Regions from separate parts of the Mus musculus genome. Here regions 2, 3, 4, 5, 6 and 7 are each linked to region 1. Evidence: chromatin loops called from intact Hi-C (ENCODE). Cell type or tissue: heart. All regions are shown on one strand. Region 1 holds the start of Gm44148 (a long non-coding RNA gene). Region 2 overlaps Slc6a13 (solute carrier family 6 (neurotransmitter transporter, GABA), member 13). Region 3 overlaps Slc6a13 (solute carrier family 6 (neurotransmitter transporter, GABA), member 13). Region 4 has its middle 57 kb from the start of Iqsec3. Region 5 has its middle 24 kb from the start of A2m. Region 6 has its middle 4.7 kb from the start of M6pr. Region 7 overlaps Slc6a12 (solute carrier family 6 (neurotransmitter transporter, betaine/GABA), member 12).

Evidence for each region. A loop is a pair of places that touch in the nucleus more often than their neighbours do. Peaks named below come from ENCODE experiments on the same cell type or tissue, not always from the same donor. Only the 100,000 strongest peaks of a DNase experiment are listed, where the experiment ranks them.
Region 2: a loop joins it to region 1, with 4 times the contacts of the local background. A loop is called at or near these places in 10 of 42 quality-filtered maps.
Region 3: it touches region 1 in a loop (4-fold over the local background); 10 of 42 quality-filtered maps call a loop at or near these places.
Region 4: it touches region 1 in a loop (6-fold over the local background); 25 of 42 quality-filtered maps call a loop at or near these places.
Region 5: a loop joins it to region 1, with 13 times the contacts of the local background. A loop is called at or near these places in 3 of 42 quality-filtered maps.
Region 6: a loop joins it to region 1, with 6 times the contacts of the local background. A loop is called at or near these places in 9 of 42 quality-filtered maps.
Region 7: a loop joins it to region 1, with 9 times the contacts of the local background. A loop is called at or near these places in 17 of 42 quality-filtered maps.

Annotation. Positions count from the first base shown.
Region 1 is chr6:121,270,114-121,274,113 of GRCm38, reverse strand. It overlaps Usp18 (ubiquitin specific peptidase 18), which reads right to left. Exons shown (of 11, transcript NM_011909.2): 11 at 3,197-3,642. The coding sequence ends at 3,597. Gm44148 (a long non-coding RNA gene) reads left to right here and starts at 1,376. Exons shown (of 2, transcript XR_003956358.1): 1 at 1,376-1,559. In heart, a CTCF peak has its summit at 2,006 (motif pointing left); DNase peaks (open chromatin) are centred at 1,533, 1,633 and 1,993; H3K4me3 peaks cover 807 bases; H3K27ac peaks cover 590 bases.
Region 2 is chr6:121,336,621-121,340,620 of GRCm38, reverse strand. Slc6a13 (solute carrier family 6 (neurotransmitter transporter, GABA), member 13) reads right to left here. Exons shown (of 15, transcript NM_144512.3): 14 at 3,636-3,806; 15 at 2,900-3,327. The coding sequence ends at 3,205. Among named protein-coding and RNA genes, the nearest start is that of Slc6a12, 4.0 kb to the left of the region's middle. In heart, a CTCF peak has its summit at 2,294 (motif pointing left); DNase peaks (open chromatin) are centred at 2,280 and 3,820; H3K27me3 peaks cover 736 bases.
Region 3 is chr6:121,324,324-121,328,323 of GRCm38, reverse strand. It overlaps Slc6a13 (solute carrier family 6 (neurotransmitter transporter, GABA), member 13), which reads right to left. Exons shown (of 15, transcript NM_144512.3): 5 at 3,975-4,000; 6 at 3,168-3,300; 7 at 2,078-2,212. Among named protein-coding and RNA genes, the nearest start is that of Slc6a12, 16 kb to the left of the region's middle. In heart, no CTCF peak of the experiment used is centred here; a DNase peak (open chromatin) is centred at 2,343; H3K27ac peaks cover 873 bases.
Region 4 is chr6:121,528,949-121,532,948 of GRCm38, reverse strand. No RefSeq gene overlaps it. Among named protein-coding and RNA genes, the nearest start is that of Iqsec3, 57 kb to the right of the region's middle. In heart, no CTCF peak of the experiment used is centred here; no DNase peak of the experiment used is centred here.
Region 5 is chr6:121,610,077-121,614,076 of GRCm38, reverse strand. No RefSeq gene overlaps it. Among named protein-coding and RNA genes, the nearest start is that of A2m, 24 kb to the left of the region's middle. In heart, CTCF peaks have their summits at 514 (motif pointing left) and 2,080 (motif pointing right); no DNase peak of the experiment used is centred here.
Region 6 is chr6:122,302,025-122,306,024 of GRCm38, reverse strand. No RefSeq gene overlaps it. Among named protein-coding and RNA genes, the nearest start is that of M6pr, 4.7 kb to the left of the region's middle. In heart, a CTCF peak has its summit at 1,523 (motif pointing right); a DNase peak (open chromatin) is centred at 1,534; H3K4me3 peaks cover 329 bases.
Region 7 is chr6:121,364,807-121,368,806 of GRCm38, reverse strand. It overlaps Slc6a12 (solute carrier family 6 (neurotransmitter transporter, betaine/GABA), member 12), which reads right to left. Exons shown (of 16, transcript NM_001381903.1): 16 at 3,034-3,578. The coding sequence ends at 3,435. Among named protein-coding and RNA genes, the nearest start is that of Slc6a12, 24 kb to the right of the region's middle. In heart, a CTCF peak has its summit at 2,066 (motif pointing right); no DNase peak of the experiment used is centred here; H3K27me3 peaks cover 624 bases.

The DNA of each region.
Region 1 (4,000 bases):
CTTTAATTAAGACTATGATAAATAAAGAGATGGATATGTACATCAAAGAGCTTTACATTAAATTTCCCCTTTTTAAATGAAAATATAGCACATATATTCTCTACAAATAAAAACATTCTAGAGATTTATTTTTGTTATTTTTAATTATGCATAGGTGTGTGTGCCAGCTTGTGGGTCCATGCACATGAGCACGGGTGCCCACAGAGGCTAGAGACCATCTCCCCAGCTTTCTCTTTGTGTAGTAACTTTCTTAAAGACCTATCCTGTAAGTTTTAACAAAAGGAGATAAACTAGTATATTACATTTAAAGACTGGTTCAAAGCTGGAGAGCTGTCTCCATGGCTAAGAGCACCTAGATATGCCCATGATGAACTTTTCCTTATTGGGTTAATTGATGCCCACCGGAAAGACACACCCTTCCGGTGGGCAGCGCCTTGCCTTCCGGTAGCAGACCAGCTATAAGGAGGTCGCAGGGGAAAGCTTCTGCTCTTTGCCTGCTTCTCTTAGCCTCTTGCCTGGAAGAGCATCTATGCTTTTGATGCCATTACTGCAGCCACCATCTTTGCTGACACCAGAACTCAGCTTCCTCAGCCCGCCAACACGAGGTAAAGACAAGCAGCGCTTGGGGACTCCTTCAGCAGCTGATGGGGAGCTGAGGCGTCCAGCCATGTGGCTAAGCACTAGCTACTGGTCCTCAGCCTCTCCCTGTAAAGATGGCCATTGTCTGCCTATCCAGGCCGAGTAGTGTGAGCAACTCTAATGAAGCCCTTTTTAATGCATATTCATCCTAACAGTTCAGTCCCTCTAGAGAAGACTGATAAAATTCTGAAACACAGAACAAGAAGTCGAGTATATGAATGTATGAATTGTTTAATTCCGACCCTGCTCACCTCCCAGGTTGCTGTTGGCGCCTCTGGATTCCCCACCCCACTCCCACCACATCCTTCACTAAAAATTTCTGTTCCCACTATAATGTTTTTCTGTAATCTTTTTTACCTGAAAATTAGTTTTGCCATAACATAACTAAGCATTTCTCCCCCCCCCCCCCCTTAGCCCGTTCAGCAGTTCATTAGCCATCTGGTTAAATCCAAACCCCTCAGCCTATTTGAGACCTTCCACCTCTCTCCCAGTCTCCACCCCTGAACACTTGCTTCCTCAGCATGGGAAAGTCATGTTTTCAAACTTCATTCAACCTTGAATATTGGTTTTTTGGTTTTTGATTGTTTGTTTGTTTTTGGGGTTTTTTTTTTGTTTTTTTTTTTGTTTGTTTGTTTTTGTTTTGTTTTTGTTTTTGTTTTTTGCCCCAGGACTGTGTATGCTTTCCCTACAGTTATTCTTCCCTCTAAGCCCCTCCCACTGGAAGGCTGACGGGGCCCCGCCCCACAGCAGAGGGCTTTCACTTTCAGTGTCTGTAGCGCAGCCATAGATAGCTATGCACTTTGATTGTGTTTCATTAAACCACAAGTTTCCCAGCTACTGGCACTGTTTTGAGAAGAGGGTGAGACTTCGGGTGGATCCTAGCTGGAAGAGGTGGATGATGGAAATGCGACTTTGAAGGTGTAAGTGATTCCCAAGCCCATTCTTTCATCCTCTCACGCTCCTCCTCTTTCTTGCTCTCAAGTTCTCTCTCTTCCTGTCCACCGTCGGGGGAGGAATCTACTTCCGCTACACTTATGCTGCCATAATGAGCACAGGGCTAAGCAACCGTGCATCCTCTGAAAGCGCCAGTCAAAATCAGTCCTTCCTCCTTTAGATCGTTCTCGCAGATACCTCGGTCATAACTATGCAAAAGTAACAAGACTGCCCTCACAGAGACTGGATAATCACCATATATTTTCCAAGTAAATGTGTAATAAACTAAAGTCAGGGCTGAGAGGCTGGAGAAATGGCTCCGCCTTTAGGAACACTGGCTGTTTTCCAGAGCATCTGGATTTGCGTCCCAGGACCAATGTGGTGGCTCACAACCATCTCTAATTCCAGAGGATCTGATGCCCTCTTGTGGCCTTCACAGGTACTTCATGGATGGATGCGGTGCACAGATCAACATCAGCCAAAACAGTCATACTCATAAAAGAAAAAAATAAACAAATCAAAAGAAGGGAGGCTGAGGGTCAATGAGGTTGTTCACGGGGTAAAATGGCTTGTAATAAACACGCCTGACCACCTGAGTTCGGTCCTTGGATCCCACAGTGGGATGAGAGAACCAACTTCCATATGCTTGCTGTGGCACATACAGACAGACACTAGTAATTAATAATACAGTTACAACAACAGTAATGTAATACAGTAATAATAATAATTAATAGTAATAAGTTGAGCTGATTTTTAGCCAGTACTGAGGTGGAAATTTCTAGTTTCTTTGGCGACTCAGTTGTGTCAGAGGATGTTTGTCTGGAAGCTGTCTTATGAGAGGATGCTTTGCTGAAGCAGATAGGTGAGAGGATGTTTTTTCTGAGAATAGATAACGTGGGTTTTTCTAGAAGCTTTCTTGTGAGAGGGCATGATATGTTTTGCTGGAACACAGGCATGCTTGAGAGAGTTTGTGGTATTTAAAAAGAATATAAATATAACCCCACAGACAGTGCGAGGATGCTCCTACTGGTCCGCCTTGCAACGCTTTGCTACTCTTCGCTTGTCATGACTTCATAGAGAGAGCCGCTTCTTGCCACTCCTGCTGACTCGTGCCAGTTCGGCAGAGCCTCGGTTTCTTCTGCACTGAGCCCCTGCTACTGATTTGTGCTTGGTGTTTTGAATTAGACTGCTGATATCCTGACAACAAAGTCTGGAATTGCCCCCAAAGTCCACATCCCCCATTTCCTAGTAGCCTTTCTTTCCCCCACCTCTGGTAGGTGGAAGCCCTTAAAAACCCTTATTAAAGTAGGTTTTGAAAATCCTGAGCCAACACAGTACATACTAGTTTCACGCTAGCTGTAAAATACTAAAATACTTCCCTCCGCTGTCCCTTGTCAACCCAATTTCTCCTACAAGCACTGATTCCTGTCTGACTGGACTCCCACAGTTTCCCAACTGAATAGACCCTGCCTTGTCCTGACAGTCACAATCAGGATGATCTAGCCAGACCCGCTGGTGAAATTATCCATTCCATCTGATCAAGACCAGTGTAGGGTCATGGCTAGTATTTTAACAATTATATCCATGCATTTCTTATCGCTATAACAAAATACCTGAGGCTGAATAGTGTGCAATAATGTTTATTAGATTCAGAATTTTGAAGGCTGGAGGCTCCAACCAGCTTGGCCCTGGCATGTTGTATCCCCCACATTTGCATCACAACATGTGTAGAGAAACAGGAAGAAGAACTATTAGTGCTCAGGAGAGAGATCCCATGAACCGATGATCTCCCACTGGTCCCTGTCTCTTACAAGTTCTGTCACCTAAGCACTGCCATCTAAAGACCAAGCCTTCCGTGTGTGAGCTTTCAGGAGACAAACTACATCTAAGCCATTGCAATAATAGTTTTGCTTATAAATAGGGCTTAATTGTTTTTAAATTATTATTCTCGTTGAAATGCAGCAGACAAGGGTACAGGAGAGGAGATAAGAGTCTATCCCTCTCTGGAGGTGTGAGTATATCTGTCAGGATCCAGTCTTCGTGTAAACCAAGAGATAGGCCGTTTCCCGCCTAGAAAACAGAGAGCACATGTCAGCCCAGAAAACGAAGCATTCGCAGTGAAACCAAGTGCAACATTGCATCAGCAAACCTCCTGGCTCTTGCAACATGCACCAGCAAACCTCCTGGCTCCTAGGTCAAGCACCTAACACTCAGGTCAATGACCCACCTAGCCATTCCCTCAGAGAGCCAAAATGGTGACTTGCATCAGGAGCTATAAATGGACAGCTAAATAAGATGATGGAAATCTGTGAGCTTTAACTAAATACAACTCTGTGGTTTGCAAACAGATTCAGCCACAGAGCCGATTTAAGTCACTCATTCATCTATTGTGTGCAGCCTCCTGTGCTACGAGGGCAGAGCCACGTAG
Region 2 (4,000 bases), 67 kb before region 1:
CCTTTGCTTAGACAGCATACGCTGCTCTCTCAGAACCAGGGACTGAAGGGCCCCAGCCCCAGGGCCATTGGACCACAGGCTATTTGAGGCTACTTCTTCCTCATTCCCTAGCAAATTCACTTAGCTAAGTAAATGCGCATCCTTCTTCCTGAGACTAAGGGGTGGTATGCTGTCCTGGACACCTCCAGGGCTTTTCTGCTATGAGGAGAGCGACTGCTGGGGTGCAGCCACAGTAAATGGAAGTGTTTACCCAGAGTGCTTCCTGGGTGCCTGTTTCTGCTGGAGTCTGGTGAGGCTGTGGGGTAAGCAGTAGTTTTAGCATAGTTTAGAGGAGAAACAAGATCACAGAATAGTTTGCCTGTTATTGAATGTGAGGGTTGAGATCCAAAATAGGCTGCAAGCCTCTATTAAGAAGGTTGCCCAGGTGACCTGTGCTTATGTGCACACTGTCTAGGGATGGCCGGGGTTGTGAGATGTGCCTGGGTCTGAACCTTGGGCAGTTGAGTTCTCCAGGTAGCCTAGTGGGCTCAGGGATTAGTAAGTGCCTTCCTGGTGCCATGGGCATCTTCTCAGGTGCCAGTTTCCCCTATGCTTCTGCCTCCTGCACTCAGATTATCTCTCCTAGTGCTTGCCTGCCGACCTCTCTGTGTAGCCTCCCCTCCCTGCCTTGCTTTCTTTGGGGAACTGCAGGATCCAGTCTCTGCCCCATACAGATAGGGACACAGCTATCCTCAGTCCTTCACCTCACCTATGCCTCTACCTCAGCCAAAGCCAAACTCAAGTACCATAGCTCCCAACTCTGACTATAGCTAGGCTTGGTCGCTCACATCTATAATTTCAACACTTGGGAAGTTGAGGCAAGAGGATCTCTGTGAGTTCAAGGCCACCCTGAACTATATAGTGAGTTCAAGGACAGCCTGAGCTAAGACTGGGGTCCTGTTTCAAAACAAAACAAAGCAAAAACGAAACAGTGTTGACAGACTCTGAGCACACCAGCCACATTTCTCAAATCTCCATCATCTCCGCCTGTCAGCCAGCATTTATCTCCCTCGCTTGAACCCAAAACCGGACTAAAAGAATACTTGGGCCCCTGACTTCATTTGATCCCTGTCATAAAACTGTGTGGGCAGGATACATGGAGTTATCCACATCTGAAAATTGAATGTGAATTCCAAGGGGTTTCTACTGAGACAGTCCATGAAGCAGACACATCAGAGAAGCACCAACACGTGGTTTTCACACTGTAGATGCCACCATTTGGGACTCTGATAAGTGGGGCTCACATGACCATCACTGAGCCATCTCATTTCCTCAGCATATTTCTAAAACTCTGAGCAAATGAGTGGGCAGAGAGGCAGATCGCGTACGCTCAGAATTGCCTGCCAGGTTCCCTCCACCTTCTGTGACTCCCTCTCAAAGCCCCAAGTTCATTCAAGGAAACTGACACAGACATCGTGGCGCACACCTTTAATCCCAGCACTAGGGAGGCAGAGGCAAGTGGCTATCCTGCTCTACAAGGCAAGCTCCGGGCCAGCCAAGGCTAATAGTGAGACCCTGTATTAAGAGATAAAAGAAATGGGTTGAATTCTGCTTCTGCCCATGTTTGTAGTAAGTGCATTATAACCTTGTAGCCATAGGCGTTGTAGAAACACGGTCAGGTAGGTGAGGCGGTGAGCTGTGTAGAACCCTAGGCTTGGGCACATTAAACCTGCAATGCTGTGACCAAGCCTGTATCCACGGAGTAAATCACCTAGGAGAAAGAGTCCAGGCTCCCCACAGAGTCAGGAGGACCACTGTCCCTGATTTCTACAGACTCTTCCAACACAAGACTGGAAAACTGGCAAAGATTTCAAAACATTTCCCTTGAAACTGACATGTCACAAGCTGAAAAAACACCCGGGGTGGGGGCGGAGCCTGAACAGCTCAGAGAGTCATAGGACACTTAGTCACGTCATGCTGTCATGCCACAGCAGAGGACCCCAGGTGAACCTGCAGACTCAGGTAGACCTTTCCCTAGATGGGGAGAGAGTCATGTTTCATCCACTTCTACAGCACACAAACAGCAACTGGAGTTTCTCCCCACCCCCTTAGAGGCTGGTTGCTAAGGCATGCCTGGGGGCCTTGCTTTGACCTCCAGGCAACATCCTAGAGCTGGGCCCGCCTCCTGCCTGAGTCTCTTGAAAGCTAGATCTTAAGGGTTGGTCCATCCCTTAAGCTCAAACCTGACACTTGGGACTGAGGACATGACAGTGCCACCCCCTTGTGGTCGCATCTGGAAGTGACAGTACCCCATATCTGAATCTCTTGCTAGGGAGAATAAGACTGTCTGAGGAGTCCCTCTACTGGTAGAGTCTGGGCAGGACCTCTTCTGTAAGGCCCCTCTGGTCTGGCTGGCCACCCTCTCTCACCCTGCATCAACTCATCCCCCTGCATCAGCTGGACAGTGTTGACAAGCAGGGACACAGCAGGGGCCATGGGAACAGAAAGAAACTGCTGCTAGTCTGTCTTCTTTCTTTTTGTAACCAGGGCCTGATCCCTTTGTCCTTCCCTCTGTCTCCCTTTTTTTTAATATCATGATGAGGTTAGAGGAGAGGAGCACGGAACAGTGGTGGCAAGTGGGGGTGGGGATCATACAGGACCATACATGACACTCTAGGGAAGTGTGGAGAGAGGAGGGTCCCCTTCCTTCAATCCAAATGTGTGATGGAGGACAATGGCCTGGCCCCATCACCTGGTCCCATCATCTGCCTTACCTCCCACACCACAGCAACCACACCTGCTATGTGGCTCATAAGAACTTGGTAAGAGGTAGGGAGAGGCAGGACCCTAGAGCCACAATGCTATAATGAACAGGGAACAGGTATGAACAGAGGACAGAAACCAGGCATTTGGCAAGCAGTTGTGAGAGGAAGTTGGATTTAATGACATGGAAGGAAGAGGGCCCAGCAACAAGCCAGGCTTTTGCCTCCCCAGCCCTCCCTGGGCTTCCCAAGCTGCCTCAATGGGATGTTATTGATTCGGGCACGTCACAATGTGTGGACCACCCTGGAATAGGGGCATCAAGATAGGAGGTACCCAGTTCAGAAGGTGAGTCCCAAATACCCCCTTTCGTCTTTCTGCCCCACCACAGAGGGGTAGTTCCGCCCCTCTGCCTCTATAGCTGCCCCCACAGCCAGGCTCACAGGTGTGTCAAAGGCCCTGGCCCTAGCAGTTAGACTCCAGTTCTGTGAGCCTGAGAAGGGATGTCATCGGTGTCGCAGGAGCAGTTGGCTCTGGTTGGTTCTTCTGGGGAAGGTCTTCAGCCGGGCACACGAGCTGGCGAAGTCTCTGAAAGAACAGGTGTCATTGTAAGGGATGGGTGTCTGGCAGCATCTCTCATTACAAATGTCTGTCTGCCTTCTCTGCTATAGTCTGCTTCCAGTTGCCAACCCCATAGTCACAGCTTGGGTCTTGCAGTTATCCTGTGTCCCTTTTTAAGACTCCCAAGTACACGTCCTCTGGATTTCTGGTACCCACACCGGACTGGGTAGTCCCTTTGTACTCCAGCTCCTCACCCCCGCCCCAACCCACCCCCCGTCAATAGCAACCCACCTGCCATCCAGTGAGGTTCCCATCCCCCACTGCTTTCCTCCTACCTCTCTGAGTGGGCCCTTGAGAGTCCTCAGCTTGTAGATGCTCCAGGCAGGAATGCAGATCATGGAGGACAGAGCTAGGAGCCACCCTAGGGCATCCCCCCACCATGGGTACGTGTACTTCTTGTTGTAGGTCAGTGGCGTGTATTTGATCAGGGAGAACAGGAAGGTCGCCTGCAGTAAAACGGAAGAGGAAGAGGTTTTGTTGGAGCCCCATCAGCCACCCCACCCCCACAGCTGCCCGGTAGAGTTTGTTCTCCCAGCATGCCAAGGTGCTTATCTAGGTCAGTCAGTCGCCAAGCTCCACCCACATTCTGCTCAAAATCCATTCCTGGGTAGCATGTCCAGGGTACACCCTCTGTCTCTCT
Region 3 (4,000 bases), 54 kb before region 1:
TGAAGGTTGCCTGGCCCACACTCATGTCTTCAGGAAACTTACATAGCAGGCACTGCCTCTATAATGGGCCTGGCTCAGTACAGTTTTTTTGTTTGGTTGGTTTGATGTTTTGTTTTGTTTTTGTGTGTGTGTGTGTGTGTGTGTGTGTGTGTGTGTGTGTAAATGACTTACACAAGAAGCCAAGGTGAACAGACCGGGACCTTGCCTTCCAGAAGAGGTCAGAAAGTTTGTGGGGGTTCCAGACCTGCTTCCAGTTGCAGATGTGAGTGTAAACAGCCTGAAAGCCCAGGGGTAAGAGAACTTGCCTGGCTTGCATGATGCCCTGCGTCGTCATCTCCAAAACCACAAAATCTTAAGGATCTCTAGGCCTCAGTTTCTCTATCTATAAAATAGAAGTAGCTCATTAATATGCTGTGGGGATTACCTAACATAAGACACGGAAACCTCTTAGGAGTGTCAGGGATATACAGGTCACTGGCTATACGTAGCTGATTAGGACCGAACCACACATATTGGGCTCCTTTGGTGTTTCAGTTCATCTGGCCCTCTTGCTCTCAGCCCTACTTATGAATAAACGTGATATTTCCCCCACACATTCGTGGCTCTGGTGTTCTAGAGCCACAGGGGATCCCTTTAAGAAGGTGGATCCAAGTCTGACTTCCCTAGCCTGCCTACACTGCTGCCCCAGAGAGGCCTGCTTACTGTCCACTGTCTGTCACAACCGTTTGGTTCCAGGAAAAGACAAGGGGCTTCTGAATCATGGAACAGAAACATCGCTTAACTACCGTGTCCAGGCTGGGGCTACAGCCTGCCTGTCTGCACAGCAGAGCAGCTTTACAGTCTGAGCTCTAGAATTCTGGAAACGTCAACAGAGCTCTGGTCCTATAGCTTGGCTCTGTAGCTAAACCGAGTCCTAATGCCGCGTGCGGCAGTTTGATAGTAGCCTGCATCTCTGTGGTTTCTGAGGACCTGGACAGGAGGAGGAAAGGTTCCTATCCCACAGGAAGACTCGAGGCTGCTGGAGTCTGTGAGGAGAGTCTGACTAGGGCTGGCCTGGCTGGCCTGAGATTTGCAATTCCTTCAGGTGAGGTTAAAGACCTGGGAACTCTGGTCAACCCATATTGCACCTAAAGGAGAACTCTTGCCTCAAACAAGGGGACTCGGGAACCCTGGGCCACCCCTTGCTTTTCTATCTTCCAGCAACTTCGCAGATAGGGCTTGTCCCTTGCTATTTTTAACCACTTGGAAGGCCATCCAACAGTCTTCTAGGTATTGGGAGTCACTTGTCCTCAATTCCCTGGAAAGGGGGGGGGGGTCCTTGCACTAATACAGAGAGTTCCCCCTCTCCCCCAAACCAAGGGGTATCACTGACTAATACACAGTCTCTCCTCTGAGCCAAGGAAGCGTGGGCAGTATGTGAGCAGTCTCCTCCGTGCCAGGCCACTTGACCGTCCTTCAAGGCGGCTGCCAAGCAGACACTTGCCAGAAGCAAGAGCTTTACAATCGGTCTGCTCTGTGCTGCTCTGGAAAGTTAACACCACCCTCCAGCACTCCTCCCTGTACACACTGAAGCTGCAGGGTAGACCGAAAAGAGGGGGCCTGAAGGAAAAGAGACAACTGACAGGAACACCAGCCCAACTGCTAGGGGAGGAGCAGGAAGCAGAGGCTAGAGGGTCAGGTCACTGGGCCAGAGAAGGGGCACCACAGGGCAAAAGGGAGTGGCAGGCTGAGAGGGGGAGAAACAAGGGAGGAAGCTCAGAGGGAAGCACTGGATTTGAGAATGAGGAGAGGAGAGGGGCACAGCTCCGTTAAGACGTTAAGACAGACGTTTAGCCCCGATGGGTTATTGCCAGGGTCACAAGTCTCTGGGTTCCCTGGGGCAGCGGTAGACCAAGAAAGAGCAGTGGCAGGCTCCCTATGACCATAAACAACTGCTGACCCATATCTGCAGAACGGAACACTTCCGCCCCCACCACACAGACCACTACCACCACAGATGCATTGGGGACCATCCAAGATCCGGGATACTCCATATAGCTCAAACACCCCCAGAGCCCTACTTTGGGCAGCTTCTCACCTGGGGATCCCACAGACGTGTGATGTTGGGGTACAGGTAAAACTGAATTCCTTGGGCTGCTCCGGGCAGTGTCACTCCTCGAATCAACAGGACCACCAGCATGAGGTAAGGGAAAGTGGCTGTGAAGTAGACCACCTGGCCCCGGGCCCAGGAGAGACAAGGAGAGAGTGAGGAAGTAAGGTGCGCACTGGAATTCCCTAGCAGAGGAACGGGGACTGACATTAGCCCTCATCCCACAGAAAAGGCCAAGGGAGTTCCCCGCCTGCTCCTCCCTCGGCCTCGCAGCTGTTCAGCTTCATGTCTCCAAGCCTCTGACCACAACTCATCTCTCCTTCCCTCCAGCCCCACCCTCCGCTCTGTTCAGTATTTGCTTGGTGGCCAGATGAACGCAAGCATTTGCCCACACAAGTGCTTAGAGCTACTAACAATGGTGTCTGGTATTTAAATGTCTGTGCCAGGTGATCCTTCCTCCTCCATGGGCAGTCAGATTAGTAAAGAAGACTTCGGAGAGGCCTCTAGGGCAGGAGTCCAGTAGAGCTCAGGACGTGTGTGTGTGTGTGTGTGTGTGTGTGTGTGTGTGTGTGTGTGTGCACGCACATGTGCATGTGCATGCAAGTGTATGCACACATACACACACACACACACACACACACACACACACACACACACACACACACACACGAACATGTGCATGCTCCATTTCAGACTCTCTAGGGTAAAGAGAGGCCAAAACTTCTAAATTGGCTGAGAATCACTGTGAGGCATGTGGTCTGACAGCATTCTCTCTCCAACTGTTTTATCTATGAACTGTTTTACAAAATGGGGACCAACAGCTCTGCTGAATTTGCAAGATGCTCACTCATACTGTGGATTGCGTACTGGAGTTCCTCTGGTGCTGCCCCTCCACCCTCTCTCCATTTATCCCCCAGGTGTACATGGATGGAGCCCCTGAGAGGCACAGCATTCAGGAAGGAAGCCACATGAACTCCATGTCATTCCCTCCTGCCTGGACCAGCCTAAAGCAGGAGTGGCAGCCCTTAGGAGAGGCAGGCTGTCCTGGGAGGGGAGAGCGGAGCTCGCCAGCACAGACCTTGCCCGTGGACTTGACCCCCTTCCAGATGCAGAAGTAGCAGATGATCCAGGCGAGCAGGAGGCACAGGACCAGTTCCCAGCGCAGGGACCCCAGGTGCTGGATGCCATCCGAGAGCTTCAGGACTCGCCTCCTAAGAGAGCAGATAGACTCTGACCTCTCTCCTGGGCTCCTTTCCTTCCTTCCTCTCCCTCTTTTCTGTGTTGTTGGATTTTATTTATTTTGTGGTTTTGCGTTTTGCTTCTTGTTTTTTGTTGTTGTTGTTGTTTCTTCCTGTGTAAGGGTTAGAACCCAGGGCTATGAACGTTGCTAGGCAACTGCCCCAACTTTGAGGGTAGATGTATGACCAGCAGAGCAAACCCTCCAGGCTCTTCACTAAGGCTTGTCAGCTCCCGACACTGAGACCTGGGATGCTCTCCTTTGTAGCGATATGGAGGGAGACCTGAGGCATGGCTACCGTACACTGTGCCCGGATCAGTTTGCCCAGAGTGTTCACTGAACATGGGAGAGGGATGCAGACATAAACTTTCTCATCCATCTGAGGGTGCTAGATGTCAGGGATCAAGCTTTGGGTGAACGACATTTGGGGATCGGGTCTAGATGGAATGTAACACTTTCAGCCACAGGGGAGGGTGGTCGGCGTATGGGTACACACTATGTATATGGACACTCTCTAATATAAGAATTACAAGGTTTATCTGAGGTATTATAGAGCTAAATCACATAGAGCTGCCCAGGGGAATCCCCTGCTCAGGCCCTTCTCTAGAATACACAGCCATAACCAAAAGGAAAAAGGGTCTCACTTACTCCCAGAACTCGATGACAGGGGAGGT
Region 4 (4,000 bases), 260 kb before region 1:
CTTCTACTCCCGGTAATGCCTTCCTGCATCCAGTTCCAAGTTTTTCCCTCTTACAAATTTAAATTGTAGTATGTACGTTTTAGAAAATGTTATTTTCTTTATAGAAATCAGAGAATCAAATGGAAAAACAGATGGTAATTTCACACACAGAAGATTTGTCATTGTTATTATGTTTTATTTATCTTCCTATGCATCACCTTTACTTAAGAGTACGTTTTTTTTAATGCTATTATTATGTCATGCTATTATATTTTACACTCTTCCTTGTCTGCAAGTTTAGATTTATTCCACCGTGTCCCACTGTGATATATCCCAACTATCCAAGCGCATTTCACAGTCATTCTCATTTTGTTAGCAGTTTAGAACGTTGCTCCTTCTGCTTCTGTTGTTCATCATTCTATGATAACTGTGAACAGAGCGCTGCTGGGATTATTGTCTCCCTCTCCACGATGAAGAGTGCTGCATTGCTGTCAGGACTTTTGGACCCTCGGCCATGCTTCCTGGTCTCCATCCTCCTTATAGCTTTCTTCTCAGAGTACTAGGTTGCCCTTGATGCTGAAATCAGCTCAAACTTGGCTGGTAGGACCCCGCCCCCACTCCCTACCTCTGCCCCACCCCCACCCCAGCCAGCTTTAATAACACTGTGGATGGGTTCCCAGCTTCTTGGAATGCCCCTTTCTCATCTCCAGTGTAGGCCCACTCCCTTTCCAAGGTACTTCCTTGCCCTCCGTGGAGAAAATGTTCAGAAACATAGGTGACCTTGGCTCCTGGATTTACCGGGCATTTCGGTAGACAGGCCTGGGAAGTGCATATTCATAAGCACGCGTCTGTGTTGATATTTCTGAGTCAAATCCCAGAATTAATTCGACCTCGTCTTGCCTTTGTCTTGGCACAGCTGCGCGTAGACGGAGGATGTACACCTACTGATGAGGAAAGGATCTGGGACAGTCTGTTGCCAAGCAACCACGTGGCTTCTCACCACACTGACATTAAGGTGGTTGCTCTGCCCCTGCCCCACTACACTAAGTATAAATAAAAGTTACGACTGCTAACAACAACAAAAGCATCCTATGGAACTCATTTACCTCTTTCTCTTTTGTTCTTATAAGGTTAATAAAGCTATGAGCCAGGCAGTGGTGGCGCACGCCTTTAATCCCAGCACTTGGGAGGCAGAGACAAGCAGATTTCTGAGTTCGAGGCCAGCCTGGTCTACAGAGTGAGTTCCAGGACAGCTAGGGCTACACAGATAAACATTGTCAAGAAAGAAAGAAAGAGAGAGAGAGAGAGGGAGGGAGGGAGGAAAAGGTTATAAAGCTATGTAAAACCAGGATGCTGTCGTGCACTTGTGTTGTTAATCTGACACATGGCTAGGCATTAATTTGATGAGGGAGGGGCTTATTTTCAACTTCAGAGTTTCTTGTTTTCTGTAGGTTTAGTTCAGTTTTTCAAACATGTAAACATTCATAGGTTTCAAAAGTTAAATATATATTTAACATATATATTTATTTACATATATTATGTAATATTATTATGTAATAATTATATAATATATATTTAATACACACATATATGCATACATATATATACATATATGTATGCATACATATATATACATATATATGGAAGATACCTTCAGGGAAGCCTAGTGCCGCTGTCCCTCACAGACCATGGTTAGCCTCCAACTTCCGAGCACCTCCACGTGTACTTGCATATGCATGAAAAAGACTCTCCCAGGCTTTCTTCCATCTGTGAAGTTATCAGAAATCTAAAATTCTAATCCCTCTGGAAAACCTGTCATTCTTGGACTTTGTTGGTGGCTCCATGGCAGAATTTGACAGCCTTCGATGAGTTAGATATAGCTTTACTCTTGAACCCAGCAATCCTGAATCTAAAGTTCACCCAGAAGTTCCAACCCATAGATACCATCAACATGTACTCGGATTCTTCTTGGGAAGCTACTTGCTAGATAGGCAGGCTGTCCATCAAAGGTCGTGGGAGGCCTGAGCCCAGCTCCATCCACCAAAATGAGGAGACCAGGAGTAGTTAAGTGTGCTGGACAGAGGGACTGTCAGGACATGCAGGCAACCGATCACTAAGTGGTCAATGGTTCAGGGGTGACCAATGTCATAAAAAGGCAAAACAAAACCACTAGGGGAACAGGGCACTGGCTGTGTGGGCCCCAGGAACAAGATGTTGAAAGACAAATGGCATCTATTCTTGGAAAATCATTTCTTTGTCTTTTTCTTTTTTGGTCTTATGGAGTTATAAAGCTATCTTTGTCATTCTGAGGAACACTATTCACCTTAGAGAAAGGGTCTTATTGGCCCAGAGATCACCACTTAGGTAAGGCTATCTGGCCACCTAGCACAGGGGGCTCCTGTCTCTGCTGCCAACCCTGGGATTAGAAGTGTGCTCCACAATGCCCAGTATCTTCACCTGCACTCTGGGATCAAACTCAGGTCCTAGTGTTTGCAAGGCACGTGCTCTCTGGGGAGCCATCTCCACAGCCTCTAGGGAGTCTTAGTCAAAGGTTTGGACCAAGTCCCTGGCCATGCAGATCTTTGTAGAATCTCCACTCGTGACTTTCCTGCATAACCAGAGTTGAGCATCTTTGAGTCAAGTGTGCCAACTTTCTTTGCTGTTTAAATAAGGATGCCAACACCGCATGTCATTAACAGTCTCGTAGGTTGATTGATTTGTTGGCTGGCTCAAAAATGAGAGTTATTTTTCATTTTGTTTTGATTGATTTTTTAAGTCTTGATCTAGATAGCCCAGCTGGGTTGGAGCTTACTATGTAGTTTAGGTTGCGCTGCAACTCTCAATCCTCCAGTCTCCAATCCTCAAGTGTCCCTCCAGGTCTATGCTACTGTACTCAGGTAAAAAGGAGTTTTCTGTCTGCTAATTTGCCACCAGTCATTTCCTATTACGTGTGTCTGCTGCCTCCTAGCCCAGGCTTGCCCTTCCTCCCTCTTCTGAGGTGTCATAGGGTCGTGACTTACCTGGTTTGGGGGAGTAGTTGGAAGCTGAGTGAGTGGTGGGGTTTTCTTATGCTAAAGACCTGCGTCCAGTATAGGAAGAGCCATGTGCCTCCACTCTGGCCCTTGTGGTCTAGAACCAGATCTTACCTGCTTCTCTCTTGCTGTTCCCTACCATCTACATTTGATATGGCCAGGTGGATGAGGGTTGGGAATATCTCTCCCTAGGCTGGGAAATTTGGGGGCGAAGAGCCCGCATGAGACTCTGCTGTACAGAATGGTCTGGTCTACACTTCTATTTATCAGCTCCTCCCTGAGTCTTATCCAGTCATGTGATCTTCCTAACACTGTCCTGGGGCTAATTATATTTGATGTTAATTCTGTTCTCCTGAGAGGTGTTGTGAACAAGGAATGAGTCAGCACTCAAGTGGTTTCCTGTAAACCTGCTTCCCACCTTAATTTGTAAAATAAAGGAGAGTTGAGGATTGGGCAGATAAAGAGAAGGTGGGGCAGAAGGTGGAGAGAGAGAAGAAGGAGAAAATGGTAGAGGGAGAGGACACAGAGGAGGAGGAGGAAGAAGAAGAAAAGCAGAGCAGAAGCACATGCCCTGGAGAAACCGAAAGTTCTAAGGGGTCTCATAGATGTGGAAGATGATAGTGCAGCGGTAGATCTGCCCAATCTAGGTGCACAGCATGTAATCATATGAACTGTGTTGTGTTTTCATTGCCGGGGCATATTTGAGCTGGAGGATTACCGCAACACTGTCCTTGTCCCCATCTTTTGCCGCTGCCCTTCCAATCAGCAGATAAGATTGACAAACCAGAATAGGAAGCTGTCTTCGAGGGTTACAGCTAGCAGCCTTCCCACAATGCCCCTCCCCCCCCCCAAGTGCAGGGAATGCTGGTCGGTCCTGGCATCAAAGAGATCTGTCATTGCTGGCACAAGAGGAGTAGCATCCACCCAGACTCTTACTAAGGAAGGTCCTCCCATCCTCATCCCTTGGGTTCTTAGGTTAGTTTTCGGTA
Region 5 (4,000 bases), 340 kb before region 1:
AACACTTTAGGGAGAGCTCTAGTCTCTCAAGGAATAAGGTAAAGAGTTGACAAATGGGACCTCATAAAACTAAAAGCGCTTCTTTTCAGCAAAGGAGGTTATCAGTCAAGTAAAGAGGAGGCCTATGAAATGGGAATAATCCTTACAAGCTATGTATCTGATAGAAGACTGATGTCAAGCACACACAGAACTCAAAGATCAAAGCGTGAGGAAAAATGATCCAATCAAAAAATAGTGGTCAGATCTGAACGAAAGAAATGCAAATGTCTACTAAACATTTTACAACCTGTTCAAATGTCATCAGTCATCAGATTAGAGGCAAATGAAAACCAATCTGAGAGTCTACCCCACCCCAGTAAGAATTGCTGTCATCAGGAAACCAAATGAGGGGCTGGAGAGATGGCTCAGAGGTTAAGACCACTGGCTGCTCTTCCAGAGGTCCTGAGCTCAATTCCCAGCAACCACACTGTGGATCACAGCTATCTATAATTCAGTCTGGTGCCCTCTTCTGGCCTGCAGGCATACATGCAGGCAGAACACTGTATACATAATAAATAATTCTTTAAAAAAAAAGGAAATCAAATGATAGCAAATACTGGTTAGAGTATGGGGAAGAAGAACATTGTTAGAGACATTCAAACTGATGTAACCTTTATGGAACTCAGTGTAGATGTCCCTTTAATAAGGTGAAGGTAGAACAACCATGTGACCCAGAGACACCACCCCTGAGTATATGGGGACCCTATCTCCTCCAACAGGAATTCCTGTTTATCCATTGTTTCTATGTTTGTAATAGCTAGAAAATGGAAGCAGCTTAGATGTCCATCAATGAATTAGTGGAGAGTGGATTTTGATACATATACACAATAGAATTCTATATAGAAAAAAAATGAAATAGTGAGATTTACTATAGATAGAACTCAAAAACTACATACTGGGTGAGGTAACTCAGGCCCAGAAAGACAAATGGCAAATATTCTCTCTTCCATGACTATAGGCTTGGAATCTTGAGAGCTGTGTGGTTAACAAAGTGCCTGTAGATGTAAGGAAATTAGAAAGTGGGCATTCAGATGGAGCGGGTGCTTTAAAGAAAGGGGCGTGGTGGAACACGAGAAATATGAAGGGGGGAGAACATGAGTGTAGAAAGTTTTAAAGAAGGCTGGAGGAGGGGGAGGGGAAGATGAAGGGGATGCTAACCCGAGTTATGGAAAGGAAGCCTGCTTCTCTATAAGCCAATTAAAAACAAGTTTAAAAACAAGGTTAGAAGGGCGCTATCTGCCTGGACAGATAATCTGCCTCGAGACGACATAGCTTATTAAGCCAAGTTCTCAAAGCCAGGTGTGAGAGCCCTCCTTATGGTCCCACTGGTCTCCCTGCAACAGTAGACCAAAAGTTGTAAGCTTCAAAGAACAGTTCAAAAATCACTAAGTAATACAGTAACAGTGATCGTTGACTGCGTGGTTGATGAGCATAGGAGAGACCTAGAACTTATCAAAGGGAAGGATGCTCTAAAACAACTTCTGATTCCGAAAGTCTTCCCCCTTTCTCCCAGCTTGCTTTCACCCATTACTCAATCTTTTCGAAAAACAAGAGCTTTGCCATGCTTCTCCCAAACATGGAAAGAAAAGATGTAAGTATGGAAGCCTTACACTCAGAAAATATGATTCAATTATTTATACTCTCCAAGGGATAGTATCAGATTTGTGAACAATGAGAGAGAGAGAGAGAGAGAGAGAGAGAGAGAGAGAGAGAGAGAGAGAGAGAGAGAGAGAGAGAGAAGAAGAAGAAGAAGAAGAAGAAGAAGAAGAAGAAGAAGAAGAAGAAGAAGAAGAAGAAGAAGAAGAAGAAATTCAAGAGCTGCAGAAAATATCCATTTGAAAGGGACCTAAGGAAGGCAGAAAAGAACAGAACAGAGAGGCAAAACTCCTAGAGACGTTTAGGTGAGAGTTCCCAATCACTCTTCCAGGTCAGAGTGCGCTCTGCTTGTTTGTTGTCCTTTGAGTCACACACTGTCTTGGTTCACATTAAGATCTCTTTTGGCATTATGAAGATCTAGTCTGCAGCCCAGAATTCTCCACAAGGGGGCAGTTTTGCCTTGTCCCAACTAGGAATAGGCCATGCCAAGCACACAGTGGGAAGAAGCCAGATTGGAACAAACATCACAGAACAATAAAGACAGTGATTATCTGGCTTCAAATACCAAAGGGACTGATGATGAGAAACTTGCTTATGGATTGTCCAACGAGCCCAGGAAGCCTTGGAGAGGAGTGTTCTTGTGCTCAATTCCACACTGATGCACGCTAACAAAATTTAGTAAAAACTGTCATTAAAATATTTTTTCGAATCTCTGTTATCCTCAAATATCCTTAACTACACCTTATAGTATTTGATTCTCCTCTTTTCCTTATAACTATTCCATTTTCAAGCTTTCCAGTTGCTATGTCACCCTAGAGAATAGAGGATAGAGGAGAAATAGCCTTGGAAATTCTGTTGTTCACAACGAACAATGCTAAAGGTAGGTTATTGAGGGCAATCAGATGAGCCTGAAGTTGGACCCAAAGGTCCACTGGTTCCCTGGGTTTCTGAAGTCTCTTCCCAATAAAATGACTGAGTTACCTTAAAAGTACAAGAACTGGAAAGAGAGACCAAGCTGAAACTAGTAAATAGTTAGTAAATGCACATATATCATAGGGAGATGAATTATGATAGTGGTGAGAAAAGAAGCAGAGTCCATTTTCCACAAGGCCCTAAAGCTAACCGGCTTGCACTTCTACATCGGAGCAGCTTAGCCCAGTTCAGTCAGACTGTAGAGAATGTTGATGGAGAAGGACGTATAGAATCTCCCAAATGTCCTTTTAGTTGAACCAATTGGAGTAAGAAGAGGAATGAGGACAGCTCTTTGGATTTTGATGGTGGTGGTGGTGGTGGTGGTGGTAGGGTGTGTGTGTGTGTGTGTGTGTGTGTGTGCGCGTGTGTGTTACGTCCTGCAAGTCAGAGTATACATGTGAATGTGTTTTAAACCACACTATTAACTTAGAAGTCTTGTGAGGGTCTTACCAGAAATACTTACTTTTTAAGTATCATCATGTACCTTAGTGATCTTGGTGACCCTCAGCCTCTGTTTTATGGGTTGCTGGGAATCTACTCTATGGCTTCCTGTATCCTGTGCAGGCAGTCTGCCAACTGAGCTATATCCTCAGCATTCTTTGCAAGATATATAAAAAATATTGAAAATATTGTTTCATGGCCCTTCCTATGTACATTTTTTGTACCTTTCATTCAAGTAAATAGGCAGTTATATGAAAATGTATAAATCTGTGTCTTGGGTTTAGCCAATAAGAATAAAACCCAATACAATATATGTGTAGCTTTGTTGCCTGTACTTTGTACAGCACACGCATCCCTAGAGAATACATTGTGAGGTAATCTGATGTTGCACTATATGATCTGATTAATGAATTCCGGTTGAAGCATCCTGCTTCTGCCAGATGTACACTCTTTGTGTAAAATGGGGGTAACTGTGTCGTTTGCTCTTGGTGCTTGAGCTCCTTCATCTAATGTATTCAGTATTTCTCTGTCCCAACTTTGGTTCCCCACCAGAAAGAAGGCACAAGCCAAGATGACTGTGGTTTAGATAATGGCTTCCTTGAGTCCCCTTCTCCGAGGTGTCCCAGGCTGACTCCAGGCAGGATTAGGGCTTGGGGAACACTGAGCTGCTGTGCAAGCAAACGAAGTGGACAAGTCTGACTAGGGTGAAGAGAGGACAGAGCAATCCCTAAGCATAGCCAAACTGAAAAATATTAAGTCATCTTAACTTCTTATATAAACTTAAATAAAACAAGAGGACTTTTATATTCAGGTCCAAGGACATTGCCAGGCAATTTAAAATGCCCTGTTAATGCACTCCCCAGAGAGATCATGATCTAAACAAACAAACAAACTCTTCACTGAGCAAAGAAAACAAGATTTGACTGCTGTTTGGGTTTTGTTCCAGAGAGCA
Region 6 (4,000 bases), 1.0 Mb before region 1:
AGCACCGCCTTCTTGCGTTTCTTCACTTCTGGTGTTGAAGATTTGCGAACTTTCATGTCATTGAACACCTTGAAGACAGTCAGAGCAGAGGCCATGGTTCCGGAAATGAAAGGGAGACAGAAAGAGCCACTGAAGACCTGAGCCCCTGCAGCTGCTGGGATCTGGCTGAACCTGATTTCTGTGTTGTTGCTTGTTTTGTTTTTACTTTTCAAGACACGGTTTCCCGGCCGGGCATGGTGGCGTACGCCTTTAATCCCAGCACTCGGGAGGCAGAGGCAGGTGGATTTCTGAGTTTGAGGCCAGCCTGGTCTACAAAGTGAGTTCCAGGACAGCCAGGGCTATACAGAAAAACCCTGTCTCAAAAACAAAAACAAAAACAAAAACAAACAAAAACCACGGTTTCCCTATGTAGCTTTTGTCGTCTTGGAACTCACTCTGTAGATCCGGCTGGCCTCAAACGCATAGATAATTTCCTGCCTCTGCCTCTCAAGTACTGGGATTAAAGGCATGCATTATAAACAGCCACGCTCCTCCCCTTCTTTCCACTTCTATCTCCTGAAATGTTCCTTGAGGCAGGGCTTGACAAAGATGTCCCACTTGTTACCGGGCATTCAGTCACTTATTCGGTCTTAGCATTTTGAATAGTTACGAGTCTCTGCATTGACCTCTACTACCTGCAACAGGAAGCTTCTTTGACTAAGGCTGGGAACAGCTCAGATCTGTGAATCGAAACATAACTATTTAGAAGGCAGTTTGGCAGCGCTACCATTTAGCAAAACAATATCATCAGATTCTCCCCTGCGGCCTATTCTTTCCCCAGCCTGGGGTTTCGGTACAGACGTCAATATCCTCCTGTAGGAAGTCCTCAGATCCAGTCAAGAGAGCAGCTGTTACACCAGTCAACAGTTTTGTTGCATAATGTGTTCCTTAGATTTGTAACGTTTTCTTCAAATGGAAACATTTCTTCCAGGAGGTACTAGAAGACAGAGGGGGCCTCAGGAGGTAAGCAGAAGGTCACATGACCTAAATAACACAAGCGTGGAAGAGTCACTGGGGCCCATGTCAACAGTGAAGAAGAGAGTAGAGAGTTGCTGGGGTGGAGCCTCTGACTGCCCAAACCAAGGTCAGAAGGAGAGGAATAGGTAGAGAGCTCTGGGCTGTAGTTTTCAGGAGTCATCACCTATGTTGGGGTAGGCTTTCTGGTGACACGGCTGCCTTTGAATCATCCCTACTCCTTGTAAGGGACCCCTCTCCCACATTCCTGCTAGTGACCCTCATTGGTTCACCATATTGGACCTCGGTGCCAGTACTTACATGGGTCTTCCACAGGCTCCCTTTCTGGGGTGAGCCAATGTGTATGTGTGTCGCGACTGCTCAGGAAAAGTCTGCCATGAACCATGAACCCAGTGGCACATCTTGCCTGCTAGATCAGTAAGTAGTTCAGCAAGCAGGGCCCAGAGCTGAGTGAAATCAAAGATCAATTTCCCTCATCAGTCTTGCAGAGCGCCTTCCAGCACTATGAATGCTAGCCAGCAGGGGGCGCCTGCTCAGTTCAAGATCAAGTTCTTGGTATCTTGCTAACTAAATGAGCCGTCTTCTTTCCTAATAGAGACTTACCCATTTAGTTATGGTGAGCATCCAAGAGCAATAATAACCTACATTGTATTAGGTGCCCCTGGAGCCCTACTGACCGATAACTCATATGGAAGCAACTCATGCCTGGCATCAAAATTTTAATTTTAGAACTCATGTTTTCTGAAGGCAGCATTGCCCACCATAGAGGACACATCTGTTCAAACTCCTTTAAATATATGTTTTTAATTAGCTTACCAACTACTGGGGTTTTTTAAGTCTCAGTATACATCCTGAGTTTTGGTCTATCCCTCCCCACCCCTCCTTTCTCTAGCCCCTTGTCTCATCTGTTTTTAAACCCTGCTCCCAGGGTTCCCACCGGCTTCGTTGATTACTTCCAGTTCCACTTCAGAAATTTGGCTTCTAGGCCATTGTCTGAAGGAGCATTGGGCTGCACAGAGGGGATCGTGTTGGTAACAGGATCCTGCGTGAGCAGGTTGGGTGACCAGTCTTCTGTGGGAATGGAAGCAGGGCGGACTCTCCCCAGTCCAGGGTTTCTGTGCCCAGTCCAAGGGCTTTGCATGTTTGAATTTCTGCCTCACAGAACAGACTTCAAGGTCCCTGACGTAGATAAAGGCTGTCCAGCGGCTGGGGAGCTGTGTTGAGAGTGGTCCTTCAACTTCTCGACACTTCACTGTGGCTGTGTTTCGGCGGCCGACACATCCTTCCTGAACTCCACTTCTGCTCTGCCTAGGGGTTTTTGGAAACCAGTACTTTCTTGTTATGCATGTATTTAACTTAACCACTTCGAGGTGGATTTTAATTTTGATGTTTATCGATGTCTGTCAAACTGATAACATTGAACATATTTCAAAGGCTAAATACATTTTTGGTCTCTGCAACTTTCACTTTTACTAATTTAAACACGTGTGGGAAGTGTAAGAAGGAGCACAAAGGAGCTGGATCCCAGCGCTGGAGGAGCTGAGGCAGGAGGATTGCAAATTCAAAGGAGTGCTTGGTCCACACAGTGAGACCCTGTCTCCAAAAAAAGTACTCTATTTGAGTTCTCTTTTTTTCTTGCTCCCTTCCACATTAATTGATTTTTGAACAATTTAATGCTTACTGCCTTCATTACCATTAAACATAACAGAGTGTATTTCCTAAGAACAATACATTTTTTGTAATAATAGTATAATTATCAAAATCAGGAGCTATAAGATGAACTCAGTATTATTATTATCTAGTCTTCAGTGTCATGCATAATATCAACAGTTGTTCCAATAAACATTCCTTTCCATTGCTTCCCAGGCCCCAGCTATAGGAGCCGAGTGAGAGACAGGGTGCAATTGGTTGTCTTATTTGACCTTTGAACTTTGAGAATATTGGTCAGTTACAGACTGTCTCACTTTACCTTTTTTTTTCCCGTAAGGACTTGTTTTCTAGTAAGATGATCAACTACTGAAAGATAAGTGGTTCTTTATATACTGAAATAGTGATTCGACAGTTGTTATGACCTCAGAGGCTGAGGAAACAACTCAAAAATGTAAGGTTAACACTTCCTCACCACAGGTCAGAGACTCAGACTTCTTGGCCAGGGTGTGGTTTCTGCCACAGAAGCATGTAGCATATGGAGGGGCAGAGACATTGCTTCGGAGGGCATAGGATACTGCTAAGAACAAATGGGTGTCTCCTTTGTCCTTTTGATTCTCCCACATCATTTTAGAAAAATATTTTTTTCCCACGTGTATGAATGTTTTGCCTGTATGTGTGTATATGTGCTGTGTTTGTGCCTGGTGCCCAAGGAGGCCAGAGCGGGGCGCTGTATACCCTGGATCCAGAGTTATAGGCAGCTGTAAGCCATAGATGTGGGTGTTGGAAACTGAACCCCCGTCCTCTATAAAAGCAGCAAGAACTCCTAACCATTTAACAGTCTCTCTACCCTGACTGCTCCCTCCCATCCTTAAAGTACAGAGAAACCCTGTCTCAAAAAATCAAAATAAAACAAACAAACAAACAAAAAACCACTATGTGTTTATTTTGTATCTTTTTAAAGACAAGATCTCAGTATGTTTCCCTGGCTGGCCTGGGACTCAAATGAATCTGCCTTCCTCTGCCTCCTGTGTGCTGGAATGAAATGTGTGAGGGCAATCAACCATTGTTAGGAGACTCCAAGATCAGGGGAGGGGGCTTCCTTTCTACGCTGGACTGGACACAAACCACACTCAAACACCTGTCTTCACAGAGAGAGCCTTTATTAAGCAGGGAAGCACAGTTACAGTGGCTGCTTTCTGACTCAGACAGGAAAACAGCAGCAAATGACCTTTCAGTTGAATTTTGTTTTTTTTTTTTTTTTTGTTTTTTGTTTTTTGTTTTTTTGTTTTTTCGAGACAGGGTTTCTCTGTGTAGCGCTGCCTGTCCTGGAACTCAC
Region 7 (4,000 bases), 95 kb before region 1:
CTTCCTGACACTGGGTCAGGTGGGTGACTATATTCTATGTACACTCAGGGAACAGAGAATGCTAATCTCTCACAAACCCCTTAAGAAAAGACAAAACTCATCCCAGCTTCCACATTTATAAGCCAAACACAACCTTAAGAACAAAAAGCCCCTCACTGCCTATAAGGAAAAATTTAGAGAGTACAGAGCCTTATGAGCCTACCTACAAAAATTATACACAAAGTATTAACCATCTGAACGTGGCATCGTGTGGCCAAAAACCAGCATTCTGCGACCAAGCTGAGTTTGTCCCAAGAATAGAAAGATGGCTTACTATTAGAAAAATATATTCATGTATTTCAGCACATCAACAGAGTAGAAGATCATCTAACAGATGCACATAAAAAAGCAAGCTAAAGCCACCTCTTCTTTTAGTGTTTGATCTTTGAGACATGATCTCCCCTGCAGGCCCACTGGCCTTCAACTCACAATCCTCCTGTCTCAGTATCCCCACTGCTACACCCCACACCCAGCTCAACACTTATAATTATTACTTTCAAATAAGACAACATCGGAGCCAATGAAACGCCATCACTTAATAAACACTGTCCATCAAACATCTGCACCAACAGCCTCACTCAGTAGCGAAACGTTAAGATTTTTGTCAAAACTGGGAAGGAGGCAGGATCCTGCCTTGCCACCACTTCTAGGCACCCAGTGATGGAAGACAAGAGAAAGAAATGAGGAGCCTTGACTGGGGAAACATGGTGACTAGTTCCAGACAGTTCATTTGTCTGTGTGAAAAAAAAAAACCCAAAAGAGTCAAATTGAGGCCACAATAAGGCAGAGAACTCAGATCTCTTGGTGGCTGGCTGCTCCCAGGCTGTGCTGACAGCTCCTGTGTCCCCTGAGACCCTTCTCTCCACAGTCAAACAAATGCTACCTCTCCAGTAGAGCCCTGAACCAGCCAGGAGAGCATGAGGTCCCTTTGTTTACTCCCATGGACGAACATCCTGTCAGGATGCACAGGTCTGCCCCAGTCACGAGGAGTGGTTATGGGGTCTGGCCTCAGGGCCAGGCCTTGGGTGCTAAGGTAGCCTCTGTCCCCACGCTGCTGGGGTTGCAGTGGACAGAGCAAGCCTCAGAATGTGTCTGCCTCTGTCCTGGCAGATTCTTGTCACAGGAATGGGACTGGACACTGCTCTTGCAGACAGACCTGGCTCAGGCTTTGGCATCCAGTCTGTCTGTGGCAATTCTATGCTTACCCATGTGACCTACAGACAGACGCCTCAGACCAGATGGGAGACCCAACCCAGTTATCACACGAGATGAAACCAGAATGCCGTCCCTGGGGCTGCAGCCCATCCCAGACTGACATGACCTGCCAGACCTGCTTTGCGATCCTATTTGTTTCCCCAAGCTCATGTGTCCTTCCTGCCCTCTCTCCATGGGTGGGTAACAAGCCTTTCATCCCTGTCAGATCCAATGGGCCCTTATTACTTCAGTGAGCAGCTAAATCAACAAAGAAGCAGGGAGCTGAATAGTTAGAGCAGAGAGAGTGGCAGAGACAGAGACAGAGGCTGTTGGTCCCTCAGAGTGAGGCAGACAGCCAGTGAGTCAGAGAGCCCTGGAGGCACCCAAGAAGGAGAAGACAAAGGAGAGGCCCAGACATAGACCGGAAGAGGACAGATGAGCCAGCATCCACACAGACTTTACCTTCCATGGTCCAGGCAACAGATAAGAGTGCCAATGAGGTACCCAACTGATTTCTAAGGTTGCTCTCTAGGTTTTACCAGCAATAAGTAAGTAAGTAGATAGATAGATAGATAGATAGATAGATAGATAGATAGATAGATAGATAGATAGATAGATAGATGGATGGATGGATGGTTGGATGGATGGATGGATGGATAGATAGATAGATAGATAGATGGATGGATGGATGGATGGATGGATGGATGGATGGATGGATGGATGGATGGATGGATGGATGGATGGATAGATAGATAGATAGATAAATAGATAGATAGAGAGAGAGATGTTAAAGGGGAGTGCTTTCCTTTGCCACCAGGGGGCAGAAAAGGGCTCCATGCTGGCCCCAAAGCAGAAGTTTAGACTCGTCATAGCACCCAGCTGCAATGGCAGGGTTTCTAAGAATTCCTCTCTTAGACCTCTTATTTTCCTCACTAGCTGATCCAATGAGGATTATCAAGGTGCACATAACAGTCTAGAAGGAGACAGGAAGAGCTTCCACGAGTCAAGGCAACTGAAGTACTGGGAGTCCACAGATGCACCTTCTCAAGAAAAGAAAGTGGGAACACTCAGAGGCTATCTGAATGGGATCCACACAGGACAAGGCATGGATTACTGCTCTAACCACTGGATACTGACTCTGGATGATGTTTATCTAGTCATTCTTTCTTGGGAGTAGGGCTCTGTGCCCAGGACAGTGTCTTCAGAACCCTACTCCTTCCCCTCCCTTCTCTTTTGAAGGCCCACCATGAACTCACCTGCAGCCTGCTTTCCTGGAACCCTCAGAAGCCAGAGGCTATGTGTTGTATGTTAGCAAGTGGGAAGGGATGGTTGGGAAGGGACCAGACAAAAAAGAGGATAAGAAAAAGAGGAAAGTGTGTGTGTGTGTGTGTGTGTGTGTGTGTCTGTGTCTGTGTGTAAGTGTGTGTGTGTGTGTGTGAGAGAGAGAGAGAGAGAGAGAGAGAGAGAGAGAGAGAGAGAGAGAGAGAGAGAGAGGTGGAGTGAGGAGAGAGAAAGAGAGAAGGAGAGGGGGAGAGACAGAGAAAAAGGGAGGGAGAGGGGGAGAGGGAAAGAGGGAGAAAGGAAAAGAAGAAGAAGAGGAGGAGGAGAAGGAAGAGAAGAAATCTCCTGTTTCCAGTCCTACCACCCAGGAAAAGAACGTGGAGAGCTCAGAGAAGTCCGATAGGTAGAGGCTAGAAGGGAACTTAACAAGGTATGTCCCCAGTCCCCAGCACCTGCATGAGGTGACCTCCCACCCACAAAAGAGCTGAAGTGGAGTGAGACAAGGAAGAGACACACATGTCACAGCAGGTGATCCATGCAGGCTTGTTAGCTGCTGCAGGGGTGATGCTGGAGGCTCACACGCCTCAGCTGAGAGCAGCAAGTTCAAGGAAGGTCTAGGGCTCTGACAGGCTGTGTGACCTTGAAAATATCACTTTGCCTGTCTGGTTCTTAGTTTTTTAATCCAGAAAGTCAAGATGTTGAGTTCAAAACACTTGGCAGACTCAGCTTCCTAGAGCTCACTTGGAAAGGACTGAGAGGTGACAAGCTGTTCCAGCTGAACAGAAGAGTGGCTCCCAGAAGACTGGCAGGGGTGTCCGGAGACCTGAGAGGTCACAGCAGGGTGCAGCAGAGGTTACCCCTGGGAGGAGCTAGCCTTGACCAGGTTCCTGGCTCTGGAGTCACCTGGCCTCTGGCACTTCCTACAAATGAGTCTCCTTCTCCCAGGCAATGAGTTCTTGTTTGGCTGGAGAGGACGAACAGTTTTGAGCAGAGGAGCCATCCTGTGGTGGGCGCCGCCCTGGCTGGGGCAGACTGGGGTCTGGTGTGATGAGTCTTCGAAGACGCTAGAAGGGTGAGAAAGGCAGGGAATGAGTAAGCTCTGGAGTGGGCAGGGGGATGCTCTCTATGGGTGTGTCACTGGGGTGGGCAGGGAGATGCTTAGTGGGTGTGTCACTGGGGTGGGCAGGGGGATGTTTTCTGTGGGTGTGTCACTGGGGTGGGCAGGGGGATGTTTTCTGTGGGTGTGTCACTGGGGTGGGCAGGGGGATGTTTTCTGTGGGTGTGTCACTGGGGTGGGCAGGGGGATGTTTTCTGTGGGTGTGTCACTGGGGTGGACATGGGAATGCTCTCTGTGGTGTGTCACGGGTGGGCAGGGGGATGCTCTCTGTGGGTGTGTCCCCAGAAACAAAGTCAGGCACTCAGGGACAAACTCGGGGTTGGTGAGATAAGGACGAACAAGGAGCAGTAATTAAGAGAAGTAATAAAC